Linked DNA regions of Homo sapiens: region 1 is linked to region 2. Evidence: chromatin loops called from intact Hi-C (ENCODE). Cell type or tissue: sigmoid colon. All regions are shown on one strand. Links, peaks and the distances in the headings refer to the core of each region. The heading gives the core; the rest is flanking DNA. Region 1 holds the start of LOC105369498 (a long non-coding RNA gene). Region 2 has its middle 17 kb from the start of NCAM1.

Region 1 (16,448 bases), core at 4,599-12,598, 110 kb before region 2:
GAAGCCTTGCCTTTTCCCTATATACTTCCTGCTTCACCAGTCTTTCCAGATATAACATTTACTAGGCTATGATAAATATATTCTGAGTTTTTTTGCCAAAGGGTGAGGTAGATCTCTCAGCCCAGCATGATGTAGGAAGACCCCAGCTGATAACTCTTCCTGTTTTGCTGTTCCATTTTATCACCCAAGGAAAGGAGGCCTAGGTCTTCAGAAGAAATCTATCCCACTTGGATGAACCCTTGCATCTCCCTCTTTCAAGCCCCCAAATCTGTATCCCATACACGTCTTTCTAGAAACTACCCCTGCTTCACCTAAGGAAGATGTCTTCTCCTCCTTTGCTTTGCAAACTCAGAGCTTTAAGTTTAGTAGGATGCTAGTCCTACTAAAGGTTTTTTTTTCTATTTTTAAGACAAATGGAAATGATGAGTGCTCTAATTTCAGTCCACTGATCTAGTTTCTTTACTAGTTATGTTAGAAACAAAAACACTAACACTAATGTAAGGGCTATTTTTCCCTCTATCTGACCTCATCTGAGGAAAATAGAGCCTTTCCTTCAATGTGTCTTTGACCTTGCTCCTTGCAGAAAAATTACTCTTGAATTACTGTGCTAAACAACTTTTGACCCCTTCCTCAGCCTGGCTTACATTACACAAGCCTCACATTAACCATGAGCAGCTGTGCCTGAGCCATCTGGGATGGTAGATACCAGCACCTATTAGATAATTTCCAATCCTCAAATCTCTTTCCTGATAGAAGAAAGCAGGAGTTGGTCTCAGTTCATCACCACGCATTGTCCACTTAATTCTGGTTCACCCTGGTTTTGATTCTCCTACTAATCCTGCTATCCATTCCTTTCTTTTCCGCCCTTAGCTTGGCCTTTAGACTTAATTCATGGCACTGCTTTTGTACCTACTTCCTTGGTACCTGTCAATAACTGTTCTTCTTTTCCCACCTGGCCCACTAACGCTGGACCTAGATATCATCCTAAGGAATTTGTTATATTAGGGAGCTGTCTGGAAAGCAGGATGAAATGATGTAAGAAAATGAAACAAAGGATATGCAAGTTTTAATGAAATGTAATTTCATCAAAATGTAAGGGTCTTGTTCAGAGAGCCATAAGGGTGGGGGGGGTCCCTAGTTACCTTGACCAGATGGATAGTATTAGGTGGGGTTGGGAAAAAGGGTTAGAAGCAGGAAAGAACCATTAGAGTCAATTTCAAGCATAAAGCAGGCTGTGCCTAACCCTCTTTAACTATCAGGATTCACTATGCACTATCAACCCATCTAGGATCAAACCCCCACTGCAATATCAACCCAACAAGAAGAGAATTGGAGAGTGAGAAAGAGCTGAAATACTTGGGAATAGTGGAGACAGAGAAGACAGTAATCATTTCCCCCGCGTCACTGCTAGATCCAATAATTCTTTGCCATTTCCATGTCAGGAAATGTGGGGAAGGAGTTCTAGAGTTACACTACTGCCAGTGGATCTTCCTGTATAATCCCAAGGGGGCTACACTTGTGGAGTAGAAGAACTGGAAACATCTGGTTGTTATGGTTTGAATGTTTTTGTTCTCCAAAATTCAGGTTGAAACTTAATTCTCAACGCAACAGTACTGGGAGGTGAAGCCTTTAGAGGTGATTAAGTCATGAAGGCTCTGCCCTCATGAATGGGATTAGGTGCCCATACAAAAGGGCTCGAAGGAGGGAGTCTGCCTCTTTTCACCTCTTTGGACTCTTCTGCCATATAAGGACTCCTTACACTCCTTCCCTCTGGAGGATGCAGCAACAGGTGCCATCTTGGAAGCAGAGACTGGGCACTTGCCTGCTGGTACCTTGATCTTGGACTTCCCAGCCACCAGAATGATGAGAAAATACATTTCTGTTCTTTACAGATTACCCAGTCTCAGATATTTCCTTATAGCAGCACAAATGGACTAAGACAGTGGCCTCATTGAGGATCAGAGAGATAAGCTCAGGTATAGCAATCAGGGATTTGATTCTACCCTAGAGACAGAGTTGGGCAAGAGTGGTAAGACGCTGAGTGTGGGCATGCACTGTGCACCAACTCTTCTCCAACAACAACCACCTCGGGTGATCCCAAACATCCTTAGTGTCTCAATTGTTATCAGGATGCTCCAAGTGGCTTTTGTAGGCCCTATATCTCATATCCAACCGTGTATTACGTATTTCCACCTAGGTATTCCATAGTAATGCCACACTCAACACGCCCCAAACTGAACCACACCCTGTCCCCAGACCTTATGTGTAAATAACATGTCATTACCCATATCAGATTTCCCAAGGCAGAGACTTGACTGCTATTCCTGACTCCTCCCTCTCCCTCAAGCCTCTTATATTTAGACAACCACTGAGGGCTGCCAATTCTGCCTCCCAAATGTGTATCAGATGTGTCCCCTATATCCATTCCTACAACTACTGTTCACATTCAGGCCACCACCATTCTTGCCCAAGCTACTGCATTAGCCTCTAGCCACCATTCACCCATCAGTGAATGGTGTCAGTCTCATCTTCCATGCCATTCCTGTGCTTAAAAGTCTGTCGGGAGCCCCGTTTTGCTGAGAATAAAGTCCAAGCTCCCTTGCCTTGCCTATCAGACCCTCTGTGACCTACTTTCACCTTCCCCTAGCTTCATTCCTCACTACTACCTGCCCCATATTTCATGCTTTACAAACAGAAACATACTTGTAGTCCTCCCTTCACACATCTTGCTGTATCTCACCTCCGAGTCATTGCTCCAAGTGACCCTGCAACCAGCAGTACCCCTCCCCTGCTACTTTTACCTAACACAGACTATTCCTTGAGGCTTAGCTCGTGCAGTGCATCCTCCAGGAAGCCTTCACCATCCACTGCAGTTCACTTCCTCACCAATTAAAAAGGCTTAAAAAATATTTCCAAAAAAGACTAAGAGATTAAAAGATTCTGTCATGTTTTTCATACCCCACATACATTTAGGTCCCCCTAATTCATGCTATCACAATGCACAGTGCCTATCTTTGCCATAGACCATACTACCTTTTATTGTAGTTATCTGTTTATACTACCTCATCTCTTAATGACAGCCTCCATGGGAGCAAGAACAATATATTACATCCCCAAACCCAGTCCATAGTAGATGTTAAATAAACCATAAATAAATATCTTTATTAATAAGTGATGAACAAAACCTTTGTTGATTTTTTTCTTCTCCTCCACTTTTGAAGAGGCAAGACTGTTGAGTACGATCCTTCCTGCACTCCCTTCCAATGAGTTCAGTGTCGTGGTTAAGATCATGGGCTCTGGATTCAGGCACAGCTGAAGCATCCTAGCTCTTTCATTTATTAACTGGAGGAACTTGGGCAAGTTACTTAACCCCTCTGAGTTTCACTCTCCCACATATGCAAAATGAGGATAATAGAATCCACCTTATGTGGTTCTTGTGAGGCTTAAACAAGGTTGTGTATGGTTCTGTATTTGGTACCTACTAAATGTTCCCCTAAAATTCTGGTTATGATCATTCCTCCACCCTACTACTTTCTTCAATTCCAGCCTATGTGGTCCAAAGTCTGATGAGAAGGCATGATTAAGATTGGGAATGTGAAACAAATAAAATCTTTTTAGTGTATCTTTAACCTGAAGTTTCTGCATTTGTTCCAAGAAATGTTAAAAGAAAAGGGAATTCATTGTAATTCTAGCTGTCTTTATTTTTCTTCCAAGACAAAAGCATCAGAAAAACGCACAGCAGCAGCTAGCACACTGAGCCACCGCCAGTGAGCCTGGACCAAAGCAATGGTGCTGCTGCTCACGGCAGAGGGACTGAGCCACAGAGACAGAGCTCATTAATGCTAATGGCCTTTGTGCAGCTAATTAGCACCATATCGCACTCAATATTTACCCTTGTGTGCTGACAAAGTTCTACTTTCTCCTTGGGAAGCAAGCTGTTTTTCTACCTGACCCATAACAAGGAAAACCTCTGATGCCAGACAACAGCTCCATGTCTGCCTAGATAGATTGGCTAGAGAGAAGCTGAGGGCCTGCTACCCCGGGGTGGGGGAAGGGAGCCTGTGGTTCTCATTCCAACCCTGGGTGGAGTGTTGGGCAGCTGAAGTCTTCACCCAGTGAGGGTGCCATTTTCATGATACAACCATGCAGCTGTCAGCCCCAAGTGTCCTTCCACAACCACCATGTGCTCAGCCTCCTCCTCCTTGCTTTGGAGGAGGTGTTTCTCTGGGAGAAACAGGGCCTGGGAGAAGGAGGTGAACCACTAAGAAAGGGATTTAGAGGGCCTGTCAAGGCAGAAATCTCCGAGAGACCTGTCCACAATCCACTCAACAACCTTCAACAACTTTTAACAGAGCTCCTAAGCTATGCCATATGCCAAGGGCTGGGGACACAAAGATGGGCAAGACAGTGGGCAAGTCCCTGTTCTTGGGAGCTCTCAATCTACCTGAAGACTGACCTGTAGCAATTGTGATACAATGTGATAAGGAAGGTGCAGAGCTGAGTAGAGGAAAGGACCACTCAGGTCAGACCAGGGGGATCAAGAAGGGCTGGATGGAGGAGGAATCACTAAACTGTTGAAGCGCCTCGAGTCCACCTCTATCAGAGAGTACTGGCACATTCCCTGTCCTCTGAAGCAACAGACTTGGAATCTGAGGATGTATCACAGCTAGGTCCGGCATGAAGTGATGCAGACAAGGATGCTGCTTTAGGTTATAGGATGTGCTTTGGAGACCAGCAGGCTAATAATTGCTCCATTAGCAGGAACCTGGGCTTGATTCTCTCAGAGGTCTCCCCTCTTAGCTCACCACAGCATTCTTCTAAGGTCCCTCCCAGCTCCCACCCACCATCTTGCTCTACAAGCAAATACTCATCACATAGATGACCCCAGGGCTGGTGGTTTCTCATCATGCCCCAAGGGATACTGGCTTGAAGCCATTCCCTCAACCCTGTAAATTGCTTGGTTGGCCAATGCCCAGCTACTAAATGCATTGGCATTCCCGCCATGCCACCAACCATATCCAAGTTGAAGCTGTCTTGAGACCATCCATGTAGAGCACCAAGAAAGACAGTCTGAACACACCACCCCCTCCACCCCTGGAGATGTGGAGGGTTGGGCAGTCTCTGCTTTAAGATAGGAGCTGAGAGCCGGGTGTGGTGGCTCTCGCCTGTAATCCCAGCACTTTGGGAGGCTGAGGCGGGTGGATCATGAGGTTAGGAGATCGAGACCATCCTGGCTAACATGGTGAAACCCTGTCTCTACTAAAAATACAAAAAATTAGCCGGGCGTGTTGGCAGGTGCCTGTAGTCCCAGCTACTCGGGAGGCTGAGGCAGGAGACTGGTGTGAACCCGGGAGGCAGAGCTTGCAGCCTTCAGTGAGCGGAGATTGCGCCACTGCACTCCAGCCTGGGCAACAGTGCAAGACTCCATCTCAAAAAAAAAAAAAAAAAAAAGATGGGAGCTGAGACTAGATGATGGTCTCTTGCTGCAAAGGTAACCACAACCAGTGGCTTCTCATCAAACACCAGTGCCTGACCACCCACTCATCACATTCATAGACACACACATACCATAGCCTGTTGTCAGCTTCTGTTCTCCAGAGCACCACTGAAGACTGTGTAGGTGGAGTTGTCCAACAAGGCTCCATGAATGGGCTCCTTGCTGGCCATTCTCTTTGAGATGAAAGGACTGCAGATCAAGCTGTATGGTCAGAGAAGGACTCAGTTTCAGTCACCACATTATGTGCTGCTAGATAGCTGAGGCTACACGAGGAAGTTGCAGGATCAATGTGGGGGCTGGCTTTTCCCCAGTGGATCATTCCCATGGAGCTCTCCACAGGCCTGAACTGGCCCAAGGAATTGAATTAGACCACAAAAGGATGTCCGGCCCCACCTAGCCCTGCCCAGCCTGCTACCTGGAGCTGGCTTCTAAGTAGAAAAGAAGACTGTACAGTTGGCAAAAGCTGGTGCCTACTTCTAGGTCTCTGTTGCCCTGAAGCTGTTTCTAGGTTATCCCCACAGCTTTCCCAGTCTCTATGCCTTTCATTCTCTCCTTAGGTGAGCCTAAGGGCATTGTTTCAGGACAAAACTAGACAAACAGCTGAGATAGAAACAGCCTTGATTTCAGCACAAGTCCTGCCCTCGTAAGTCCCAACCCTTCCCCACTGGCCTGGCCTGGGATACACCCAGACTTATGGCAGCCACACACAAATGCCCAGCCTGACTTGGGCTGGGGCTACTTCTCCCACATATAACAGTCCTCTCCCCTATGACATACACACATACACACACACAGAGCCTCCAGGAAACTGCCTCAGCTTGCTCAGAAAGGCAAATGCACATGATTTTCAAATGTCAGAGCTGGGAAGGAATCTAGAAGTCATCCAGCTTAGCATCCTCTTGACAGATGGCTGGAACCAAAGCCTTGAAAGGAGGATCAACTTGCCTACTGTCACCTGGCATGTTCCTAGCACATCCTTGTCTCCTGACTCCCAGAGCAGTGCTCTTCACAGACCATCAAGTTGCCTCCTGGCCTGTACCTTCAGCAACCACCACATCAGCTTCTGCTCAGGTTCTTCCCTCTACTGCAGAGGTGGTCAGAAGCTGGCAATTATGACTGATAAGGGGTTTTGAGATTTAGCCTCCATCTGAAGAAGCTGGGCTATATGGTATGCTGGTTAGCAAAGGGAATCAGAATATGCCTTCCAAAGTATACCACTGAAGGCAATTAAGATGTACCAAACGTGGCAAGAGCTCTCTACCTTCTCTCTGCCTAGAAGCAGTGCATAATTTTCCCTTTGTGAAGGTGTTCCCCCTTCCCTGTTCTGTACAGTGAACAAGCCTTATATTAGAGACAAAACGTCAGTGCCCACATGGCTCTACATAGGTAAACCTCACTAAAATAACTCTTATCTTACCTCAAATATTAGTTTTCCTCATATATTTACCTCCCCACAGTAAACTGTAGCCCAGCCACCCCTTAACCTATTTCCCTTGTTCTCCACTTTTATTATCCTTTGTTAAGATGGTACATAAGCCCCAAATTCTAATACTCCTTTGAGTTACTCATCACAGAGCTCTCCCACATGTATGCCTGTTACACGGGTAAATAAACTCTGTATTTTTCCTCCTGCTAATCTACCTTTCGTCAGTTTAATTCAAAGGCTCCAGGCACTAAACATAAGATAGTAGAGCACAAATATTTTTCCTCTCCTACATTAGGAGCCCAACTATCGCAGCACCTAGGTCTGAATCCCAGTTCAATCACTAAGTAGTGGTATAAACTTGGCAGGTTACTTTACCTCTCTGGGTCTCAGTTTCATCATTTGCTAAATGGAATAATAATATAACCTACCTCACAAATTGTTGTACATATTAAATGAGCTAATATTAAAGAACATGTCACAGAGGAAGCATTATATGAACCTAGGTTATTATTATTATTAGGGTGCTTTTTATAAATGTATATTCAAATCCTCACCCTTAGAGATTCTGAGTCAATACATCTGTGTTGGGAACCCATAATCTGCATTTTAGCAAACACCCCTAGTGGCTTTAATAGGAGTGTGGGTGTTGGGTAGCTCCAAGGACAGTATTAGGAGAAACCTTGTTTTCAAAGTTGGGGAAGTGTGTATTGATCCCATTCTGGTAGGTAAAAGGCTTTCAATGACCCTATTAGCTTTCTTGTCTGAATCTCTACACCCACATTTCTCAAAGTCATCTCCTGCCAGGAAGGCTTATTAAAAGACTAATTATCAGGCTTCATCCCGAACTTCCTGATCCAACTCTTGAGCTAGGCTTTGGGAAACGGCCTTTTAAATACTACCCTCCTGCCAAAGTGATTCAGAGGTGCACTGAAATTTGGGATTCACTGACAAAGAGTGGGTTTCTATGGCCTGGCCCAGCCCAGCATGTTGGAATGCTGACCACTGAAGATCCCTGTGGACCAGTGCTGCTGACAAGAGAGCCCTGGGTTGTCCTTTACTCCCCCTCACCTCACCCACTCAGGCTGCCACTCCACAGATCTTGTTCCCAGCCTGGGTGGCATTTCCATGCCAGCCCCTCATTTCCTGCCAAGAACAGAGCCGGCCTCTCTGATCCACTGGCTCTCTGCCCAGCTAGGCAGTAGGTGGCATCCGTGAAGACTGCTTTGCCCTCTTCTCCCTCCAGACTGCGAGGCTGTGCTGCAGAGGGAGAAGAAGAGATCAGGAGCATCATTTAAGAGGCTGCTCAGACCAAGCACAGGGAGCGGCCAGGAAGACAATCTTCAGCCCAGACAGCCCCTCCCACCCTGCCCAGACCTCTGTGTACTCATGTAAAGATAATTCAGTTACTGGGAATGCAGACCGGAGAGATAACCTGATTTAGAAGCTGAAACCATGTGAACAAGGGAGGGAGGCTGAGGTGCAGGAAACAGCTCTTACCAACCCAGGAAGGCTGAAATAGTAAACAGGGAAAGGGGGATTGGGTAGAGAAACAGTGGGTGGCTGCCTAGAAAGGATTATTGCTGGTTTGGGTGTTGGCAGGTGGAACCCCCACCCTCAGCCAATCCAAGGGTTTACTCACCCCTGTGAAAGCCTCTGTGAATTCACTTTTTCTAGAGTGTTCAGGTAGCCGTCATCTGGCTTATACAGCCATCCAGGGAGGAGATAAGTAGAGAAACCTATAAAGTGTCAGGAAGAAAAAAAACTTTTCTAAGGTTTAATTTGAGTCATTGATCACCAACTACCCTAGGAACAAGTTATTTCAGTGTGAGCCATCATCTGTGAAAGCTGGTGGCTTGGCTACTGCAGGATCCTCAGGGGAGGAGGCTTCTGTGATGCTCAGATCAAGGTCAGAGGCTTGGGGACCCTTCCTCCCCCTCTTCTTCCTTCATATCAGAGATCCAGCATCCCCTGGGCAAAGTCCAGAGCGGCATCCCTCCTCCATGAGCCCAGCTATAGTGCCTCTTCTATAGTCTCACATCCTTTGTTGCCTGGAAGTTCTCCCTGCAGTCTCATTTCCACACACTTGCATCTTTGGAGGGAGATGCTCTGGTGGAAAGCAGGCTAGCTTGCCCCTGTAAAGAAAAGGAAGTGACTAAGAATCTTGGAGAGCAGTTCCTTCCATTTATCTCTGTCTACTTCTCCTAGCATAGGGAGATCTTTCTCTGCAAATGATTTGTCTTTTTTATAACCTGCCTATTCCATAGCAGATGAGTTCAAGACAGTGAAGATCAGTCCTCAGACATTTTAGACTAGATTTGTAGACTGAAACAACAGAGCAGGGGCCCACCCACTCTGCAGGTGCCAGCTAGTGAGACCAGACACATAACCACCAGATTCACTGCGGGGAGTTGGGGCGGGGAGGTGGCTGCACCCTTCTCTGGGGAACAGCTGCCTCTGAGCAGCACTGGAAGCTCCTACATTAACTAGGCAGAGGACAAACCAGCAATAAAGGAGTTAAGCAACAGCCAGACATCACCCCCCACAACCCCCTCCCTCTGGACCCAGATGAATAACCAGTCAGTAAAATGACCCCAATGGAAGGAGTCCAGAATCGTCCACGCTGATCTCAGGAGGTATCTGCACTACTCACAGCACAAATCAGATCACTCAGAGTGAAGATGGCGCGGGGCGGGGCGGTGGAAGGGAGACCAGGGAGAAGACATTGCCTGAGCAGGGACCGGCCCGGGGCAGAACCTTCAGCTCCTGGGCCTGAACCTGGAATTTGTATTAGAAGAGAGAGCTCTCTGAGGGACCTGGCCCTTTTGAGTCTGCCTGTCTGCATTTTTTTCTTGAGAATTTGTTAGCGCTCAAGAAGAGGCGTTCCCTGTTGAGTTGGCTTTCCCTGGTGTGGTAAGGCAACAGAGAGCCTTCTCTTGGCAGCTAATCCTTCACCGAAGCTGTCAGGATGAGATGAATTACTAGGAGGAAAATAAATCAGATTTGCGAGAGCATCGGAAAGGCCGAGCCCCCAGAGTCTGACAGAAACCAGAGACCCCCACCCTTCCATTCTGGCGGAAGCACCCACTCACCCACTCGGGGGCCTTGACTGCCCCCACAGCTCCGCCCTCTCCCGGTCCCAGCTTCTGCCCAATGACAGGAGAGAGCTGCCCCTTGGCTTCCCCCAACGTCCCACAGGCTCCTCTGCTTGAGGCTTAGTCCCTGGGAAAGGCCTGCAGATTTATAGGCCTCAGCTGCAGACATTCCACCTTGCCATTCCTTCCCCTCACGGCCTCTGAGCACCCTTCTGAGTCCCTCTGTCTCTCAGCAGTGCCCACAGTGTTTGATGGTCATGGGGCAGGAAGAGGAGGCTGACCTCTGGATCCAGAGACTCCCAGCTTGAAGGGGTCACTCCTTCCTCAGGCTGGAGTGCCACTCTCCTGGGACCTGCACTGCTGTGACTTGCTATTAGCTCAGAGGTGCCTGTCCAAAAAACAGCAGGACTATTCATTTCATTACAGGCCCAGCAGTGGAGCAGGGGCCCTTTCCTCTCTAGAATATTCTACCCAGTAATAATCTTCAGGCTAAGCCTGCATCGACAGTACTCAGGAAACCCCACCTCCTCAAACCAAATTACATGTCCCCAGTTTGAGAACAATGTGAGCTAAGTCTAATAAAGTTATAAAAATGTCAATGGGTTGTTTGTGTGGGAAGAGAATGGCTGGAGGTGGAAATGTGGTGTCATGAAAAAGGCTGCAGACTTGGACTCAGGAATCATGGATCCAGGACTCATGGCTCATTATCTCAGTGGGGACCCGGGGCTGGGTTCCTCCTGACCTGGAGGAAGGCCGGGTTCCATCATTGGCTGCTGAGGTTCCTCCTGACCTGGAGGAAGGCCGGGTTCCATCATTGGCTGCTGAAGTCTCTCTGATGATGAGTTAGGGAGCTTCCTTAGAAGCTAGTCATTGTCAAAATAATTGTTAAAGAATAATGGGTGTAGAAAGTGAATTGAGAATGAAGGGAGAGAATGAGGAATGAGAGATCAGGGACACAATCTGAGAGCTGGGAGCTGGCACCCAGCCCAGGAAGCAGTGCTGTGTTCCTAGGGCCAAGAGGTCCAAGAGTTCAGCCAGCCATACTTACCCAGAGCCAGGTCCTGGAGAAGCACTTGGTGGGTGATGCTCCAGGGTAAGGCCAGGGACCAGGGATCCCCCGATAGGTGCCTCAGGCTCCTCCCTAGGAAAGCTGCATCCTCGGTTGGCTCAGGGTCTGGTGGGGCTCGGCCACCTGACTGGGGAACCTGGCTATCATCATGCCTGAACTGTCCGAACTGCGTGTGATTTAGCTCAAACCTCCACTGGGTGGCAGAGCAGTTGGGCATGATAGAAAGAGCACTAGGTTAGTTGGGCACTCTTGAGCAGGCTGTTGACACTTGTGAGCCCCGGCTGGCCATCTGAAAACATCGCTAAAACATCTGTACTTTGCAGAGTTGTTCTAAGGATCAGATGCAACGAATGAGGAGCACTGCAGACAGCCTTTAGCAGCAATGGGTAGTCATCTTGTGTTAGTTATTAGATAATATTGTTTAGTTTATGCAGTCTCATAAACAGTATGAATAATATAAGGAGGAGAACAATGCCCACCCCTCAGGGTAACCATTCTTCGGGTACAGATGAGGCCAGGAGCAATGGTAGCTCCCTCTCCTGTCCAACTTCCTCCACTGTCTGCACCCCCTCCTCTCCCAGGCAGGACCCAGGAAGCCAGAAAGCGCAGGTGAGCCCAGCGGTGGATCTAGCTGTGTAAATCTGGAGAAAGCAGAGAGAGGCAGGAAAACTGAGGTGTCTTAGAACCATTTGTGTAAACTGTTTAGACTCTGAGGGAGCAAAGATTAATGTGAAAATCCCATTCCAAGAAGCTAGTGGCCATACATCAGCAGTGCCTTCAAGATTGGATACGAATCCGAGGTTTGGGGGAAAGTAAGTAATGTGCCGATTAACGAATCACAGCTCTGAGAGAGATGAGAGAAAAATCTCTCTCTCCACTTCACTCAGTCAAGCCCAATTTACTGCTCATATTTCTGTCATAAATGTCTGAGAGAAGCAGAGCCCTGCAGGCACGGAGACTGGTCTGACAGGGGAATGGACCTCTCTGGAAGGAAGGAGGAAGCAGACCCCTGCATTCATGGCTACAAGAAGGAGCCAGTGTGAGGGCACCCAGTGGGCCCTGGCAGAGGGATGCCTTTGGCTGGGCAGCCAGAGAAGCTAAAAGTATTTCAATTGAAAGAAAAATGTCCTTATCCACCTAACTATCCTTTGAGACCAGGAGGAGAAATTGACAATGTTGATTCATTTAGCTCAGCAGTATTCAGGTCAAAATCAATCTTGTCAAAAATCCATCACCACACTCAATAAGTAAGAAAAGGGATCCAGGATCCAGGGGGAATCAATCACACCCCATCAGGGAGCAGCCAAAAACAGATCTATCATGGCCCCTTGACGGAGGCTTCCATTACTTAACACGCTATTTCCTGAATGCACCCTAGGGACCCCACCCAAGGTCATGGGCACCAGCCCCCAGCAGCAGCCAGAACTAAGATGGCCCAAGAACAGGTGGTCACTCTACTGATTATCTCTCTGCTTCCGGAGCATCAACATTCAGCAGGCTGGCAAGGCCCAGCAGAAGTCATTTCATACATTCCTTAACTTCAAGAATCATTGTCACATAACTCTCCTGCTGTCCCCAAATCACTGTGGCTGCCTCATATGTGTAGGAAAGGGAAATAATAGCAGTCTAGCAGCTTCTCCACTGGACCAAGCTCAGGCTGCTTCAGTCCCCTGCTGGGAAAAGCAGAGTGGTCCCTGCAGAGCTTCTCAGTCTTAAGGAATCACAAGATGCAGAAGTCAAGACTTGCTTCTTTGTCCCTGGGCCAGAATCCAGCATCCCCTGAGGGTCACATTATGGCAACCCTGACTCCTCCAGACTCAAAGGAAGTGTGTGAGTGGGGCCACAGAATGTTCCCTGGGAGCCCAGTGATGGCGAGGCCTGGGCCCCGTCCCCACCATTCACTAGCTATGTGAGTTTGAGCCAAATATTAAACTTCCATGTGCCTCACTTTCTCGTATGTAAAATAGAAATCATAACAATGCATACCTCTTAGGATTATTGAAGATTCAGTGGGACTTCTCATGTGGAGAACTGACATACAGATAGTGCTAAGTAGGTGAAAACTCTCATTAGACAATGGTTCCTTCGGGCACTGGGTTTTTGCTTCTCTTCTCATCTTTCTACCGCAAACAACTTCCAAAAAGTGTTCATTCATTTATTCATTCAGCGAGTATATATTGGATGTCGACTGTTCTAGACCTGTTCTAAATGCTGGAGGGACAGTGTACACAGGAGGTGGCAGGGGACAGATAACCTATAATCAAATCAAATAATTGCAGATAATAATAAACAGGAAAATGAACTAGAGATTGACTGGGATGTCATGAGGGAATATTTAAAATTGATACACCAAAGGCCTCTCTGAGCTGGAGATACTTGAGTTGAAGCCCAAGTGCTAGGAAGAACTCAGCCATCTGGAGATCTGGAAGGGCGATGTTCCAGGCAGTGAGAAGGTGGGGGGCTGCTGGGGGGAGCTGGGGAGAGCTGAAGGAGGGAATGGCACAGAGAGGTAGGTGGGACAGATCAGGCAGGCCCGAGGAGGTCATGCCAAAACACTGTGTCTTTAGTCTAGATGTAATGTGAAGCTGCTGGAAATGATGTCTAATAATGTATTTTCAAAAGCACATGAAAAGTGCTATTTGGAAAATGGATTGAAGCAGGACAAGAGCAGAAGGAAGATGAATTAGGAGGCTTTTGCAGAGCTCAGGGGAGGAAGGTGATAGTTTTGTTTCGAGAGGTAGTGTAAATAAGTACTAGGGTATGGGAAATATTTTGGAGGTAGAGATGATAGCACTTGCTGATAAATTAGATGTGGAAGATGAGAGATGACAGGAATCAAGGATTTCTCCAGTTTCTGTCTGGAACCACCAGATAGATGGGATGCTAATTATTGTTATGGGGAAGACTCAAGGAACAGGTCGGGATGTGGAAGTGCAGTTAAGAGCTCTGAGAGAGTTAAAGTGCATTTTTTAAAATTTTATTATTATTATACTTTAAGTTTTAGGGTACATGTGCACAATGTGCAGGTTTGTTACATAGGTATACATGTGCCATGCTGGTGTGCTGCACCCATTAACTCGTCATTTAGCATTAGGTATATCTCCTAATGCTATCCCTCCCCCCTCCCCCCACCCCACAACAGTCCCCGAAGTGTGATGTTCCCCTTTCTGTGTCCATGTGTTCTCATTGTTCAATTCCCACCTAAGAGTGACAACATGCGGTGTTTGGTTTTTTGTCCTTGCGATAGTTTGCTGAGAATGATGGTTTCCAGCTTCATCCATGTCCCTACAAAGGACATGAACTCATCAATTTTTATGGCTGCATAGTATTCCATGGTGTATATGTGCCACATTTTCTTAATCCAGTCTATCATTGTTGGACATTTGGGTTGATTCCAAGTCTTTGCTTTTGTGAATAGTGACGCAATAAACATACGTGTGCATGTGTCTTTATAGCAGCATGATTTATTATCCAAGTGGAGATGTCATGTATGAGTGGTTAGACTTGAGAGTCATTGGCTAATGGATGTTATTTAGAGTCACAGGACTGGGTGAAATCAGCAAGGCAGAGAGTGTAGCTAGAGAAGGGAGGAGGGGAAGTCTGGGTCCCCAGGAAGTTCATTTGGAGGAATTCTGATCCAAAGCCCCCAGCCTTTTGGAGGTATATGGTTGCCAGAACAGAGTCACATGAGTAAGGGGTATGAGTAAGGGGTCGGGATGGGGATTTGAGGCAAAAGATTCTTGGGAGAACCCCACCTGGAAGAGAGGGATGACGGTTACCTTCTGAACACACATGTAGGGGCGCATGTTGTGCTGGTCCAGCCCCATCCTAGAGGAAGGTGGGATTCTATTGTATGCAAACTTTGCTTGCTGAGTGAATATTCCCAAAAGGTAGGTGGCATCAGGCCCCTTATGCCACCAACATATGAATTTGGGGAAGAGGGGAAAATGGAAGGCGGATGGTGAATTTCCACTCTGAGTGCAATGTGGCTCTCTTCTAGGGAAACCCATATTTCCCCAGGCTTCCTCAGCCTATGCAAAAAGCAGGACACATTAACATGAATACCCAAAGGCTTGTTGATTTCCAGAACTGCAAGATCTCAGCCCCCTTCACCTGTAGCAACATCTTCCTTGGTTATTTTTGGGAGTCTTCAGGACCCTTGACTGTGCTCATGGTCTCTTCATACTGTGTCTATCATAGAACCCCCTGAAGCCACAAAAGGCAGGTAGTTCCCTTCTTCCAATGCCATCCATTCCTCCCTGCTGAGTTACCATGCCCCCAAAGCTGTAGCACAGGAGGAACCACCTTACACCCCCTTGCTATGCTGGGGTCCACCTGAAATCAACAAGATTCTGCTTTTTCCTTCCATGTGCTGCTGTCACCAGGGGAGGGGGGTGGCCACTGACCAGCAGTTCATCACATTCAGCCACATCCTGAGTCCCTTCAGGGTCTGTCAGATGACTGAATAACTCGAGGAACCACAACGTGTTTACCCTTGTGTCCCCAGCACCTAGCACAGGATCTGCCCCCCACCCAGCACCTGGTTAATTAATAGCTGACTGAGTGAACAAATGGACAAACAGCTACTAGTGTGTGTAAGGAGAGGAGACCTTTGGAGGTGGCTTACGGAGTGCATGGAAGTCCTTGCCTAAATGACAGCCATAGGGAAGAGAGAGATGACTGCAGAAGAACTCTCTGCAGGAAACAGAGGGGTCCCAGGCAGATGTAGGGCTAAGGGGCTGTGCCCTCCCCTGCCTCCGCATACACCTGTTTTAGGAATGATGAGAGAACAAGTAAAGGGAGCAGTGAGGAAGTAGGTAATGATCTCAATTTCACAGCTGGGTGGGTTGGGATCATGCTGAGGGAGTTAGTTTCTGGGACAGCAAAGAAGCTTCGACTTTGCTCTGTCTTCCTATCTGGTTCATCCAGTCAGGTGCCAAGATGAGTCCAGCCGGAGAATCCAGGCTCCAGTGCTTTCCTATAGACCCCTTCACTGCATGCAGCCTCCGCCTTCTCAGATGCACTCTGGTTCCAGACCCATGCCCCTCTGCTCCCCAATATGGCCTCTTTGAAAGACACATGCAATGTTAATAATGACAGCCACCATTCATTAAGTTATTTCTGAGTGCTACACACACACAGCCTCCCTCGTTTAGTCTTAATGTCAACCTCGAGAGGTGAGCACTATTTTTCCTACTTCACAGAGGTAGAAACTGGGTTCAGAAAGGTTAATTTGCCCAAGGTTTTATAGCTAGTAAGCAATAGAGCCAGAATTCTAGCCAGCTATGTCCAGTTCCAAATTTCACACTCCAAATTATTTTGTTATATTAATTCTCAGAATAAACAAATCACCACACATCACAT
Region 2 (16,448 bases), core at 3,897-11,896:
CAGTAGCATTTTTAAAAAGACTAATCTTTCTCTACTGAATTGCCTTTGCATTAAAAAATTGGTAGATTGGCCGGGAGTGGTGGCTCATGCCTTTAATCCTAGCACTTTGGGAGGCTGAGGTGGGTTGATCACCTGAGGTAGGGAGTTCGAGACCAGCCTGACCAACATAGAGAAACTTGTCTCTACTAAAAATACAAAATTAGCTGGGCATTGTGGTGCATGTCTATAATCCCAGCTACTCGGGAGGCTGAGGCAGGAGGTTCGATTGAACCCGGGAGGCAGAGGTTGCAGTGAGCCAAGATCATGCCATCGCACTCCAGCCTGGGCAGCAACAAGAGCGAAACTCAGTCTCAAAAAAAAAAGAAAAAAAAATCAGTAGATCCCATATGTGTAGCCCTATTTCTGAATAGACCTCTATTCTCCATAACTCTCTATTCTGTTTCCTTGATCTGTTTGTCTAGCTTTGCACCAGTGCTGCACTGTCTTAGTTAGCATAGCTTTATAGTAAGACTTAAAATCAGGTAGTGTAAATCCTCTGTTATTTAACTTTTAACCGATTTGTGTTTTTATATTTAAAGTGTGTTTCTTGTTGGCTAAGTACAGTTCTTGCTTTTGTATGTAATCTGCTAATCTCTGCCTTCTAATTGGAATACTTAGGCTATTTACACTTAATGTGTTTTTAAAAAGGTGTTTGAGTTTAAACTACCATCTTGATATGTGATGTCTAATTTGTCTTATCTGTTTTTCTCACTTTTTTCTCTTCTCCTTCCTTTTAAGAAATTGAGTGTTTTTATGATTATATTTTATCTCCTTTGTTAGTTTATTAGCTATAACTCTTGTTGTATTACTGTAACGGTTGCTTTAGAGTTTATAGTACATGTTTACCTTATCAATATCTACCCACAAGTGATATTAGACCACTTCATGTATAGTATAAGATCTTTACATTTGTATACTTGTCATTCTCTCCTCTTTTTTATGTGCTATTTTTGTCACACATTTCATGTTATGTGTTATAATCTGCATGATGTATTTTTATTATTTTTGTTTTAAATGACCAATTATTTTTAAGAGATTTAAGCAACAAGAAAAAGTATTTTTTGTTTACCTGAGTTGTCATTTCTGGTCATCAACATTCCTTTGCATTGATTCAGATTTCCTTTAGTCTCACTTCTTCCTGAAGGACATCCTTTAACATTTTTTGTAGTATAGATCTACTGGTGATAAATTCTTTTTTAAAAAATGCTTTATTTTGTCTTCCTTCCTGAAAAGCATTCTTACTGGATATATAGAATTTGGGGTTGACTTTTTTCTTTCAGAACTTTAAAGCTATTGTTTTACTGTATTTTGCCTTGCATTGTTCTGACTGGAAGTTTGCTTTTATTCTTATCTTGACCCTCTCTAAGTAATGTGTCTTTTATTCTCCATGTACTTTAACATACAGTAGTTCTCCTTTATCTGCAGGGGATATTTTCCACGACCCCCAATGGATGTCTGAAACTGTTGATAGTACTGAACCTATATATACTATGTTTATTTCTATACATACATACCTATGATAAAGTTTAATTTATAAATTAGGCACAGTAAGAATTTAACAGCAATAATTAATAATGAAATAGAATAATTATAGAATAATATAATAGTATAACAATATAGTATAAAAAAGTTATTTGAATGTGCTCTCTCTTCTTTTTTTTCTCCTCTCTCTCTCAAAATATCTTAGTGCACTGTACTCACCTATTTTCAAATTATGTTTGACCACGGGTAACTGAAACCATGGAAAGGGAAACCACAGATAAGTGGTGATTACACTGTATTCTCTATATCACTGATTTTAAGCAATTTGATTATGCTGTGCCTTGGTGATGTTTTCTTCATGCTTTTGTGATTGGAGTTCATTGAAAATCTTTGATCTGTGGGTTTATAGTTTTCATCAACTTTGAAAAATATTATATTTGACCATTATTTTCTCAAATATTTTTCTGCTCCTCCCATTTTGAAGACTCTAATTACATGTGTATTAGGCCATTTGAAGATGTCCTACTGTTCACTACTGCTAATTATTTTTAGTCTTTTTCTGTTTGTTTAACTTTGGATAGTTTTTGTTGTTTTATGAATCTTTCTCCTGCAATATCTAATCTGCTGTTAATCTGCCCCACACCAGTGTATTTTACTTACTCTGAGACATTATAGATTTTACCTTTAGAAATTAAATTTGGGTTTTAAAATATTTTCTGTCTACTTAACTATTCAATATTTCCTGTAGCTTCTTGAGTATATGGAACATGGTATAATACATTTTAATGTCCTTATTTATGAATTCTATCATGTGTGTTATTTCTGGGCCAGTTTAATTAATCGCCTTTTCTCCTTATGAGTTCATATTGTCTTCCTTTTTTTGCTGGCTTATTAATTTTTGATTGGATAATAGGCATGAATTTTACTTTTTTGGCTGCCGGATATTTTTGTATCCCATACCTATTCTTAAGTTTTGTTCTGAGACACAGTAGAGTTACTTGGAAACAGCTTGAACCTTTTATTTCTTGCTTTTATTTTTTTTAGGTGAGGGCAGAATAGCAGTTTGTCTCGGATGAATTTTACTCTACTTCTGAGGCATAATGTTTTTGAGTATATTACTCAATGCCCCATTAATTATGAGGTTTTTCCAATCTGGCTGATGGGAAAGGTAACTATTCCTGATCCTGTATGATCTCCAGTGATTGCTCCCTGTACATCTTCCGCAGTGCTTTTCCCAGCCTCGGGCAATTTCTTCACATGTATAATCTGATCAGTTCTTGGTTGAAGACTTAATGAGACCCTTTGTAGATCACCAGAGCTTCCTGCAGTAGAGTTTACTCTTCTCCCGTAATTTGTTCTAAGAACTCTAGCCACCTTGGTTTCTCTAAATTCCTGGCTCTGTCTCTTCAACTCAGAGGAGTCCTTGTGCCATGACATAGAAATTAGTAGGGTAATAAGACGAAATGATTGTAGAGCTCATCTCTGTTGTTTCCTATTTCTAAGAGATCACTGTCCTTAATTGCCTGGTATCTAATGTCTTAAAAATCATTGTCTCTATTTTGTCCAGTTTTTAATTGCTTCAGGTGGGAAGTTAAATTCAGTCAAGTGATTACGTCTTGGCTGAAAACATTTCAATGTATGTTTGTAAAGATGACTTTGCTCTGTGGATAATAAATGGGAAGGCAAGTAAGTTTTGCTGGACATCAGGTTTAAAAAAAAATCAGTAAAATATAGCCAATATAGGTAAAGCCTACCCCATATTGTTATTATGAAAATTAAGTGAGATAATACATACAGTATACAAAGAAGATCAGCTCCACTCTTTTCTTCATGGTATAAAGATGATAAATAATTTAAAGAATATTCATTTCATATCCCCAGGTAAAAACACTTAATATATGTTTGTTGTTGGAAATTCAATTCCCTTGTAAGATGGCAAAATAATCTAGCCAACAGTGACATCAAGATGTCAAGGTAAATAAAAATGGTTAAAAAAAACAATAGCAGCATGGCCAGGCACGGTGGCTCATGCCTGTAATCCCAGCACTTTGGGGGGCCAAGGCAGGTGGAATACTTGAAGTCAGGAGTTTGAGACCAGCCTGGCCAACATGGTGAAATGCTGTCTCTACTAAAAATACAAAAATTAGCCAGGCATGGTGGCGCTCACCTGTAATCCTAGCTACTCAGGAGGCTGAGGCACGAGAATCACTAGAACCCAGGAGGAGAAGATTGCAATGAGCCGAGATTGCCCCACTGCATTTCAGCCTGGGCGACAGAGTGAGACTCTGTCTCAAAACAAAAACAAAACACAATAACAGCATACGTATACCTATTACCCTGGTAAGTTCTTACAGGAGGGTCCCACCATGGATGGAGGAGCCCCAGATAATTGTGAAGGGACTCAAGAGATAAAACTGACAGAGATCTTTTACAAACAGTTCGCTTGTAGACTTGAAAGAAATCTGTAGGACAATAATGCCACCTTGGAACACCTGCGATGAACACGTTAGCAGAAATAATGCAAGCTTATTATTTCAGAGTACACAATGCCTCTAAAAGAAAACTTCCTCAAGAGGAACACATTTAAAGACATAGCTGTTTATTGTCAAAACAGAGGGAAAAGATAGAAATTGTCTGAATTTTAAAATTAGAGTCTTAATATTTATAGTTCCTGAGTATTTGAGCACACAAGAAACCTCTTCTTTATTGCACATGAGAATTGATTCTCACTCCCCTGTTCCTTCTAAACAAATGGCTACAACAAAACCATCTTCATGTCCAGCTACACTGAAGAAAATTCTTGTTTTGTTCTTAGGCTCTTTCATTTCCAACATGCACTGTCTTGAGCCAACTCTAAGATAAGCAGTTACTATTTGAAAAGTTTATCAAATAATTTCCAAGAGGCTTCCCTTTGCTGTTTATGTTAGAAAGTTGTTTCTGCCTGATATTATATTGATTCTAAGCAGTGTATGTGGTGAGAGTCCATGCTGATCCAATGCAGCTTACTCCAAGCTTTCACGTATATGAGAGCTCATTTTGGGTACATCTATATTTTTTAAACAAAAATACCTGATTAGCAAATCCCACAGCGAGGTAAGTCCCTAGCTCAGCCCTCCAAATGTTTACTACTACTTTTTGGCTGCTGGAATATTTACCATAATAAGCAAAACTTTAATCAAATCAGCAAAGGTTTTTCAATTGCAGTATTCAAGTTCCCTCATTCTGAATTCATGCTGACTGTCTCCATTAGCACTGATAACCGGATGCAAAGAACAAGGGATGGGATAAAACCCTTTTTTCACTGAAAAGGGAAGTTACAAATAATGATAAGTTTTCCTAGCTTTTGAATTTAACAGCTCAGCTAACAAAAATGAGCATATTGTTGTCTCGCTAACCAAAGTGATCTAATTCCCTGAAAATAGTTGATCATATCTGCTGAACTGGTGCTACTCTCTGCCATATTTTCTATTTTGATCCTCATTTTGTTCATGAAACAGCAACAATGATTTAGAGTGACATGTTGTTGCTATGGAATCTTATTTCTCTTTGCTTTTAGTCTATTGAGGACTTGTGAGCTCTTAAATGTCTTTGCATGAGTTACTGCTCAAACGCACTGATGCACTGATGGGCTGGGCAGCTGTTCAAACCCAAACTCAAACCAGGGATGGTTACAGAGTGAAAGATTGGGTTTTGAGCTGTGTAGCACATAAAATAAAAACAAGTCAAATGTTTAAGTCATGGCCTGTAACTTTATCTTGAAGGATTTTGATGATTCGAGCATTACTGCTGTGGTTTGGGACTGTTTTAGCCCCAGCATTTACAGTTATTCTTTTTTATTCCATGTATGGCACTCTGAGTTACTTCTCTTGCCTGATTTTCCTAAGGCAAAGTGGTGCAGATTGACAAAGGCTCTTCCTCTCATGGCCTGGCAACAGATATCTTTACATCTAAAGGAAAAATTCAGCTCAGTTGCTCTGATATCAAACATTGGATGTTTGTTACCCTGCTGAGAGGTTCCATAGGAAATTCACTGGTGTGCAGTCTCCACAAGGATCGGGACATTGTTTTATTTACTGCCGTCTAGCTAGCAGTTTGAACTGGAACTTAATCCAGAATAGGCAATCAATTAATATTTGCTTAAATGGTTGAATGTAATCAAGGAAGCTTATTATTGAAAGGGACCTGAGCCCTGCTGATTCTATTTCCCAGTCACTTTAAGTGTCTCTTCTACAGAATGATGACTGCTGACCTATATCTTCTGGAACCCCTACAGCCACAAGACCCTTCACTACCTAGAAAGTAATCCATTCCATTTGTGGAGGTCTTCCACTGTTCAAAAGCTTCATCTTACATGAGATCACAATCTATCTCTCTCAATTTCTTCTTTAATTCTTATTTTTCCCTCTAGAAGGACACCTTCTTTCTCCTAACAATGCTTCAAATAGCAGGGGATAGGCCCCACAATCCCTGTAGAGCCCAAATGGCATAGAGTATAAATGGCTAAATGGTGTAACCCATAAAACCAGGAAGGCGCTCTCTTCTTTTACAGAACAGCTGATTTTTAGGACAGTTTTCAGACCTACCAATTTTAAAGATTGCATGATACTAATAGGGTAATCAGGATTCATTACAGTATAAGAAATTACTGGACCTTAGTGGGGAAATCTCCATTTTAATTTTGCCTGACATAAAGCTTTAGGGAACTGAGATGATCAAGGAGTTATATGTAAATTTTTGATTGGTAAAGATCTTGGAAATGAAATCTTAATTAATTAATCATCCAACTCTTTCTTAATTGAGCACCTACTCTGTGCCATCACTTAATTTTCCTATATTGAATTAAGGCTTTATTACTAAACCTTAAGATTTATTGAGTGCTATTGCTCTGCAAATGTTATCATACTGAATTCTCATAAAAACCTCTGATGATGATTCTGTTATTATCCTCATTCTCATAAAAGGAAACTTAAGTTCAGCCAGGATGAGGAACTAATCCAAGGTCAGTAACAAGAATGTCAAGGATTGAGGCTTCAAACTCAGATGTGTCTTGGCACCAAAGCGCTCTTAATCTCTAGGCCATATATTTCTAAAGAGAAATAAATTATTGCAGGGAAAAATCTGGGTTCAATTAGTTTTTGTATTTCTCATAGTGCCTTTCATAGTCAATGCTCAATAAATATACATTGAATAAATAAACACATTTGGTGAATGTGGACCTTGGGACAAAGCATGAGCCACAACTTAACACTTTATGCCTCAAATTTCACCTCCGTGAAATGAGAGAATTGGGCTGAATCATTGACGTTTTCCCCCCGTCTTAAGCGTGTCTGCTGCTAGTCTAAAAATGAGGATGAAGTGGAGTTTAACAGCCACAGACAAGAGTGAAGAGCATTTCTAGAGGAGCAATATGACCTAATAGAACATTCCTTCGAACAGAATGTCCCTCTGCCCAAAATACCCTTTCTCCACTTGTTCATTTGGCAAATGTCCAATGACCAGCTCAGCTGGCCTCTCCTCTGAAGCTGTCCTTGACCTCTCCCTCAATACACATCTCCCCCTACCACACACACACAATTATCTCCTTTTGAGGGGCCCCAAGTACACTGTGCACGATTAGTGCTTACTTCACGTGCCTGTCTCTGTACTCTCATACCCTAGACCGTGAGTTCCTTAAAGACAAAACTGCATCGTATTTCTCTCCAGGCCCATCACAGAGCCTGGCACATAAAGCAAGGCTTCAGTAAGTGTTTTTTGAGTGCCCATATGAATCAGCAGGGCATATGTTTGGGAACTGGAGGGGAACAATTTGACCTTAATAGAGGATTCATGCCAGGAAACAGGGAGAAATCAACTTAGTAGGATAGGGTGAGGCTTGAAGTCCAGAAAAGGGAACTTGGGCTTGGTGCCCCAGGCATTACAAAGCCACTGTACCGTTCTTAGGGGAGAAGTGATGACAAAAAGAAAATCTTATTGGGAAGATTAGTGTAAATATGGTTTCTCATTTTTTAAAAAAAATGAGTAAAGGTTATGAACTTGCTTTCTTCCTTTACATATTGTTAATAAATCCACATCTCATTTACTGTATCTAACACTTGCATACATAGAAAACACAGACTAGTCTGGTTTGAAGGTGTTTTTCTTTTTTTATTTTAAGTAAATGAATCTTTAATGAATTACTAACACAGTAAACAAACATCTGAACTAGGATGAACCAAATGTGAATAAGTCTAAACTGTGTTTATCACGTATGTAGCACCTAGCTCGGTGCCTTACACATATTAAGTGTTCAATGAGTATTTGTGGGATGTCAAGTTGATATTGCATTGTGGTTACCTTCACTCTGGTTACTCACACAGATAGAGAAAAACAGCAGTCCCCAGATCTAAATCACAGTGATTATTTTAGAAGATTAAAAGATTAAAAAAATAAATTAGGCTAGTCGCGGTGGCTCATGCCTATAATCCAAGCACTTTGGGAGGCTGAGGTGAGCAGATCTCTTGAGCTTAGGGGTTCAAGACCAGCTTGGGCAACATGGTGAAACCCCATCTCTACAAAAAATACAAAAATTAGCCAGGCGTGGTGGCACATGTCTATAGTCCCAGCTACTTGGCTGAGGTGGGAGAATCACATGAGCCCAAGAGGTTGATGCTGCGGTGAGTCATGAATACACCACTGCACTCCAGCCTGGGTGACAGAGCAAGACCCTGTCTCAACAGACAAATAAATAATAAAATAATTCATTAATTAAAGATGGAAAGACTTTAGCCTTTGTGTTTAGAATACGAACAAATCTTTTTATTCATATCAATGCTTGCCTTTTAATTCTCTAAAATGTAAAGTAATATTAAAATATGTTCATTGTTAGGGCACATGTCAAATGACTACAGCAGATCGTAGCTGAAAAATGCATTCCATCACAGCAAGACACCCACCCCAGTGTAAGCAACCAAGTGGATCAAATTTCTCTAAAATCCAAACAGACCCCTTTATCCTCTGGTGTCTTGAAGAAGCTGGCCCTGGAAAAGAGTCCTCTCAGTTCAAGTGCATTGACAGAGGTGCTTTAGCCATCTTCCCCCAGGTGGTAATCCACATTACCATGCAGTTGTATCATTTTGCTGTCTTGGGATTTAAACTCATAAGTGGTTTCAGAATGTACAACTTTCTTCCTAACTTGAAGAGCAGAAAGGGGCGTGTGTGTGTGTGTGTGTGTGTGTGTGTGTGTGTGTGTGTGTGTGTTTTAAAGTAGGGAGGGCCTAAGGGGACTCCTCTGTGATATTTGGTGTCTGATTTTGAGTAATTGAGCTTCTCAGTGACTAAGCACGGTGCTATTAGATGAACAATATGTGACGTTGCCTGATGTAGTGCATAATGATCTCATTTGGACCACCTATGAATCAACATTTATGCCTAGGAAAGGGTGAGGCTTTATCTTTATTCCTAGATTATGATAAGGATTTCCATAATTTTGCTTCTCTATGGATGGCTTATCTCTATCTGTGTGGAGCTATGCAGCTCTTCCAAGCTTGGCTCTCATGCATATTTATCACTTTTAAATTTACAGCTAATTACTAGGATATTATGTCAGAAATAAATGAGAACAACCCCAGTCTCCAGTAGTTTCATCTATAGCAAAAGGGCAACAGAAAGAACTGAGGAAAGGTGGCAGGCTCTTTCCTTATACTTGGAAACCTCGTCATAACATAAATTTTAGCCAGAAATTGGCTATTGTATAACAGGTCTTTGAACCACGTCCTAGTTATTAAAATCCTAAAAGATCTCATGATAGCAAGGTCTCACTTCTTGTGTGTATTATTATTGGTGCTTGTAAATTTGGAGGGTAAATCTGAATCGTGTCAAAAAGGATCCCATTCCTCACTGATGTTCATGTATATTTCAAAGATAACTTATCTTCATTCCTGATTTTGATCTTTCTTTGGTATTGGCTCCTAGCTCTCTGGATTTATGTATCTCTGCCCCTGTCCCTTTTGAAAGTAGTTAATCTTCCCCAGTAGTTGTGAATATAATGTACTGGAAAAGAATGTAGGCTTTGGAGCCTGTAGTAGTTATTAGGCTGTTTATTAAATATTTCTGATTCTCCCTCTGGGCATAACAGATTTTTACCTCCCTGCCTCCTTAAAGGTAGGAATATTCATATGGCTTGTATTGGTCAAGAAACTGGAAGTGTAAAGGATGTGGCCACTTCCAGATGGAAAGTTTAAGGGCCTATGTGTGATTCAACTCACCACTCTCCTTTTTAACTTCTGCTTCCATAATCATGGAATCATGGAGATGGAGCCTTCCTCAGATTGAGTCTCCGACCAAGGACAACATAGAACAGAACCCTCAACAAATAACGTTAGTTGTTTTTAAGTCACTAAGACTTAGAGGTTGGCTGTTATCCCTGCAGAACCCAGCTTCTACAGTGCCAAAGACAGTCCTAGACTCAGATCCTTGAACAAAGTATGGAATTTCTTTGACTCCCTCAGGGAGTCATATGAAGAGTAAATAAATGTATGTAAGTAGAATGGTTTGCCCCCAAAAATGTACATACCAATGTTGATTTCCTCTGTCCTCCTTCTTCCTCTTTATCCATGAGGAGAGAAAGGGTGTCTTGTTTATCACTAGATTGTGCCTAGCATAAGCCCTGAAATATAGAGGTGCTTAAACAAATAAGTAAGAGCATAGAACTATCTGAATGAACTTAGATAGTAACTTTTTTACTGATCCTTTAGCAATCATTGTGCAACATAAATATTCTTTTCTTTCTATCAATTTTCTCATATCAGGTTTTCCAAGGCACATTCGGACAATGAGACAGGTTGGATAGGAAGAGAGGTCTGTACTGGGATTTTAATTCCTGCATAACTAGTTGCAAATCAGAGTGACTCTGGACTGAATGGGACAATTCGTAGCATTCTGAGCTGAAGTGGCAATGGCTCCACTGGCCTCCACATTGACCGGACCTCTTTTGGAGAAATAAGCTCTGCTCTGAGCAACACATTGAGAATGATCTTAACAAATTAGAAAACACACAAGTAGCAGGTAAGGGGGCAGACATTGTAGGCAGAGCAAGATGCTGAGAAGTTGGAAAGGTATTGTTTATTGCTCCAAACTCCCTCATGCTGCTGGGAGGTTAATTGAACACAGAAACTATTTGTATTCTCACTACTTTAGCAGACAAAGTGAGTAAAAATGTTGCCAGTGGATAAATTAGTCTGTACTGTGACCCAGGGACACAGAGTTTTTAAGAAGAGAAATAATGTCCCCATCCACTTGTTTAGAAATCATAGAGGAAGAAAAGAAACCTAAAATTATCCAGCAAACAGAAAGATGGAAAATCATTAACACAGAGTTTTGCTGCCCTATTTCATCATGAACTGCATTTGCAAAGCAAAAAGGGGCCCAGCATTAGACAGGAGGAAAAGAGGACAATGCGAAGAAGAGAGGAGGAAATACGAGCTGTGAGCCATCAACCAGGACAGATCTCTTTGCAGGGATCTTTTTGCAGAGATCTGGGGGCTGCTAATCCAGGGTTTCAAGGAGGCACTAAGATACCAGAGGAAACTACTGTCGAGATAGGCATGGTGCCAGGGCACCTGAGCTTCATCAGGAGAAAAAGGATGACATTAGTGAGAAAATAGAATCTTCTTGATTAATCTGGGATAGGAGAATCAGAACCATAAGAGATTAGTTTCAGAGACTGGCCTGAGATTCTCTAAGATTTTCTAAGACATCTTAAGGTGAAATTTGACTTTACGTGCTAAACCTATAATTGTTGTCACCATTGTATGCATTTTTCCCTTAGCAACTCCTACCTAGTTTTATTAGTTCATTCTCCTGCTGCTAATGAAGACATACCTGAGACCGGGATAATTTATAAAGAAAAGAGGTTTAATTGACTCACAGTACTGCATTGCTAGGGAGGCCTCAGGAAATGTACAATCATGGCAGAAGGCACCTTTTCACAGGGCAGCAGGAAAGAGAATGAGTGCTGGGCAAAGGGGGAAGCACTTTATAAAACCAACAGATCTCATGGGAACTCACTCACTATCATGAGAACAGCATGGGGGAAACCACCCCCATGATTCAATTATCTCCACCTTCTCCTGCCATTGACATGTCGGGATTATTACAATTCAAGGTGAGATTTGGGTGCGGACACAGAGCCAAACCATATAATTCCACCCCTGGACCCTCTCAAATCTCATGTCCTCACATTTCAAAACACAATCATGCCCTTCCAACAGTCACCCAAAGTCTTAACTCATTTCAGTGTTAACTCAAAACTCCACAGTCCACAGTCTCATCTGAGACAAGGCAAATCCCTTCCACCTATGAGCCTATAAAATCAAAAACAGGTTAGTTACTTCCTAGATACAAGGGTGTACAGGCATTGGGTAAATACACTCATTCCAAATGGGATAAATTGGCCAAAAACTACATTGGCTACAGGTTCCATGCAAGTCTTAAATCCAACAGGGCAGTCATTAAACCTTAAAGTTCCAAAATGATCTCCTTTGACTCTGTGGCTCACATCCAGGTCATGATGATCAAGAGGTGGGTTCCCATGGTCTTAGGCAGCTCCATCCCTGTGGCTTTGCTTCCCCCTCTCCACTGCTTTCATGGCTGGCATTGAGTGCTTGCAGCTTTTCCAAGGGCACAGCGCAAGCTGTAGGTGGATCTATCATTCTGGGGGAAGGAGGATGTCATAGCTCCATTAGTCAGTGCCCCAGTGGGGACTCTGTGTGGGGGCTCTGACCCCACATTTCCCTTCTGCACTGTCCTAACAGAGGTTCTCCATGAGGGCTCTACCTCTGCAGCAAACTTCTGCCTGGAAATCCAGGCATTTCCATACATCTTCTGAAATCTAAGTGGAGGTTTCCAAACCTCAATTCTTGTCTTCTGTGTACTGACAGGACCAACACCACATGGAAGCTGCCAAGGCTGGGGACTTACACCTTCTGAAGCAATGGCCTGAGCTGTACTTTGGCCCCTTTTAGCCATGGCTACAGCAGCTGGGATGCAGAGCTTGAATTTTTCCCCAGAAAATGGGCTTTTCTTTTCTACTGCATGTTCAGGCTGCAAATTTTCTAAACGTTTATGCTCGGGCACCTCTTGAATGATTGCTGCTTAGAAATTTATTCCACCAGATACCCTAAATCATCTCTCTCAAGTTCAAAGTTCCACAGATCTCTAGGGCAGGGGCAAAAAGCCACCAGTCTCTTTGCTAAGCATAACAAGAGTGTCTTTTACTCCATTTCCCAAAAAGTTCCTCATTGTACCTGAGACCACCTCAGCCTGGACTTCATTTTCCATATCACTATCAGCATTTTGGCCAAAGCCATTCAATAAGTCTCTAGGAAGTTGCAAACTTTCCCACATCTTCCTGTCTTCTAAGTCCTCCAAGTTTCTATGTAAAGTTCCAAACTTTCCCACATTTTTCTGTCTTCTGAGCCCTCCAAACTGTTCCAATCTCTGCCTGTTACCCAGTTCCAAAGTTGCTTCCATATTTTGGGGTATCCTTATAGCAGTGCCCCACACCCTTGGTACCAATTTACTGTATTAGTTTGTTCTCACACTGCTAATAAGGACATACCTGGGACTGGGTAATTTATACAGGAATGAGGTTTAATTGACTCAGTTCTGCATTGCTGAGGAGATCTCAGGAAAATTACAAGCATGCAGAAGGCATCTCTTCACAGGGTGGCAGGAGAGAGAATGAGTGCTGAGCAAAGGGGGAAGCCCCTTATAAAACCATCAGATCTCACAAGACCTCACTCACTATCGTGAGAACAGCATGGGGGAAACCACCCTTATGAGTTCAGTTATCTCCACCTGGTCCTGCCCTTGACATGTGGGGACTATTATAATTCAAAGTGAGATTTGGGTGGGGACAGAGAGCCAAACTATATCAATAGTATAAAGGTAGCTTTTACCACATCCAAGGCAAGTGGTCTAGGAAGAATTTATTGATGACGTTATTTATTCATTCCATCATAAGCACTGAACACCTACTATGTGCCAGCCAACATGCTAGGTACTAGTGATACATAAAATTAAAGTCTTTGTCCTATAGAATTTCACTGGCTAGTGGAGGAAAAAGAGCCAGAAACAGGCAATTAGATTGCAATGTGGGATCTGGGTGCTGTGATAGGGGTGAGTACAAGAGATCCTGGAAGCTTCTGGGAAGAGCACCCAACCCAAGGGACGAGGGTAAGGAGCAAGAGGTGGGAAGGGAAGGGTCAGGGAAGAGATTATTCCATAAAAGCTTGGAGGATGAGCTGGAGTCTGCCTACACAGGATGGTGCTGGTGTGTGCTATTACTCAGGTCCACCATGTGACATAAGAAGAGGTAAGAGGTGAGACTGAGAGAGCAGGGGCCTGGTCCCTCAGAAGGCCTTCATGGGGCTTGGACTTCATTCCAGGGGGAAATGGGGAGCCATGACAGGGTTTTAGGTAGGTACGTGACACGTTCAGCTTCTCATAATTATTCTTTGAAGGAGATGGCTCTGGGGGTTGGGGGAGATGGATTTGAAAAGGGGAGAGTGGAGGTGGGGAGATTAGTCAGGAGGCTTGGCAGCCAACTCTGTGAGATATGACAAGTGCCTGAACAGCAGCCATGGGAGCTGGGGAAGGAATCCTGGGCCGAAGCCCCAGAGCAAACGAACCTTGAGCTATTTGTGGGTTTGCTTGTTGATTCCATTCTTTCAACAAACATTCTGAGTGATATTTATGGTGGAACACTGGGTGGGGCAGTGACAGGCAATGGGAGGAGAGGTCTGGTGTTTGTCACAGTTCTCTCCTGCTCAGACTCACTGAGTAGAATCTTTCTTCTTGATTTCTTCTTTGTTTGTGCAAGGATAGATGGTGGTTGGCGTGGGAGCCTCCCATGCTGGAACATGCCTGGCTCACTCCACACTCCACAGTTCTTGCAGAGGTATCAAGGAATTTCTTTTGCAGAGTGTATGACTGGAATGAATGCTGTGTCTCCTTGGAGCCCCTGGAAGCTATGGAAATCTTGGCACCCAAGGAGCAAAGGAGCAAGGATAAAAATGTCTGCCAGCCTTTGGAAGGCATAGGTGGGGATTCATTTATATCCATGTTGACTTCCAATTCTGAGCTCTTTAGGATTCTGTAACTATTGTAGAGCTAACAACATCATCTAGGCACTCTGTTTCTTCAGGATGGTGCCAGAGTATTGAGATGTTGTGCCATGGCTGTGTCAAGGTTGGGGAAACAGTTCAGTTCTTTTAGCAAAGAAGAGGGGGGAAGATGAGATGAATGACTTTGTCAACCATAGTGAATAGCAGCCTTCTTGCTTCCTCCTCTTCCTATCTCTTTCCTCACTCTCTAGGGTGCTTGTGCTTAGGAGAAAAGGTGGCGTGGGATCCCTGGATAGGCATCTCTCTGGACCCAAAGATATATATGAACCTAGAGAGACCTACATTTAGCCTTGGCTCTGCCTACAAGGCCCCTCTCTTTGGTGCTGGGGCTGATGCCGAATGGTATTCTGATGTGTGACAAAGGGAAGCAGTACAACCACAGAAAGCACAGAGGAAGAGTGGTGAAGATGATGGGCAGGATTAAATTGGAGAAATAAAGATAGCAGGGGAGAAACAAAAATATTTTTTCCTTTTCCTGCAAGTACTGATGTAATCAAATCTTCTAAAACATCAGTTGCCCACAACTGCTATGATAATTATTCATAAAAAGCAATGGAGTCCTAGCTACTCCTTAAAATAAAACCAACCTCTACTTGTGAATAGCTAATTGTCCAGTGCTGCACTCCCGTCCCTTGATGAGGCCCCACATGTCTTTCTATCATCACACAAGGTCAAATAAGGAAAAAGCAGGGACCTTATTATTATTACTGTTATAGTTAACATCTGTTAGGCACTCACTTTGATCCCAGAGAGTGTGAATTCATTCTTGTGAAGGTTCCTAACGACTCTCATGTTCCCACACCCAGTGGATTTTCTTCTCTGTCCTCCTTTTACTTGGCCTCTTAGCAGCATTCACCAGAGTGACACCTCCTTCCTTTACAAAACTCTCACTTTTCTTGGTGCTGAGACACTGCTCTCCTCTGGTTGGCCTCCTACTTCAATTTCATCTCATCTCAGTCTTTTTGCTTGTTGTTCTTTCTCTATCTGAACTCATGATATGGATGTTTCTCAGAGTCAAAGCCTGGGTCTTCTGCTCTTCTCTTTCCATATTTTTGCCTAAGTGGTCTCATTTTTTCCCATGGTTTAGGTACTGTGGATGCTGATGACTCTGAAAGTCATATCTCCTGCTAAGACTTTTCCTCTGACTTTGAGGCTCTCATATCTGACCATCATCTTTATGTCTCCATTTGGATGTCTCAAAGGTAGACCTAACTTGTCCCAAACTGAACTCTTGATTTCCCCTCCCCTTCAAGCAAACATATCCTGCATCTTCTACATGTTGATTTCTCCTCACTGTTCTTCACATCCATCTGCAAGTTTGGTCAATTCTGTCTCCACTTGTCTGCATCCCTTCCACCGCCTCCCCAGCCTCCATCATCTCTTTCCTGGATTTCTGCAGTGGTTTCTGATTGGCCTCTCCACACCCACTCCTGCCTCCCTACAAGATGTTCTCCACTCAGCAGTTGGAGTGCATATTAAAACATGTAAAATAATTCATGTCTCCAACTGAAATCCTATTTAAGAACTTCTGGAAGCTTAGCGATATTTATTTATTTATTTATTTTTTGAGATAGAGTCTTGCTCCATTGCCCAGGCTGGTATGCAGTGGTGCGATCTCGGCTCACTGAAACCCCTGCCTCCTGGGTTCAGGCGATTCTCCTGCCTCAGCCTCCCAAGTAGCTGGGACTACAGGCACCTGCCACCACGCCTGGCTCATTTTTGTATTTTTAGTAGAGACAAAGTTTCACCATGTTGGCCAGGCTG

The links. A loop is a pair of places that touch in the nucleus more often than their neighbours do. Peaks named below come from ENCODE experiments on the same cell type or tissue, not always from the same donor. Only the 100,000 strongest peaks of a DNase experiment are listed, where the experiment ranks them.
Region 1: it touches region 2 in a loop (2.1-fold over the local background); 7 of 110 quality-filtered maps call a loop at or near these places.

What each region holds. Positions count from the first base shown.
Region 1 is chr11:112,826,338-112,842,785 of GRCh38, forward strand. It overlaps LOC105369498 (a long non-coding RNA gene), which reads right to left and starts at 9,100. Exons shown (of 4, transcript XR_948020.3): 1 at 8,563-9,100; 2 at 7,992-8,180; 3 at 5,569-5,698. In sigmoid colon, for the core only: no CTCF peak of the experiment used is centred there; a DNase peak (open chromatin) is centred at 8,084.
Region 2 is chr11:112,936,127-112,952,574 of GRCh38, forward strand. No RefSeq gene overlaps it. Among named protein-coding and RNA genes, the nearest start is that of NCAM1, 17 kb to the right of the region's middle. In sigmoid colon, for the core only: no CTCF peak of the experiment used is centred there; a DNase peak (open chromatin) is centred at 7,407.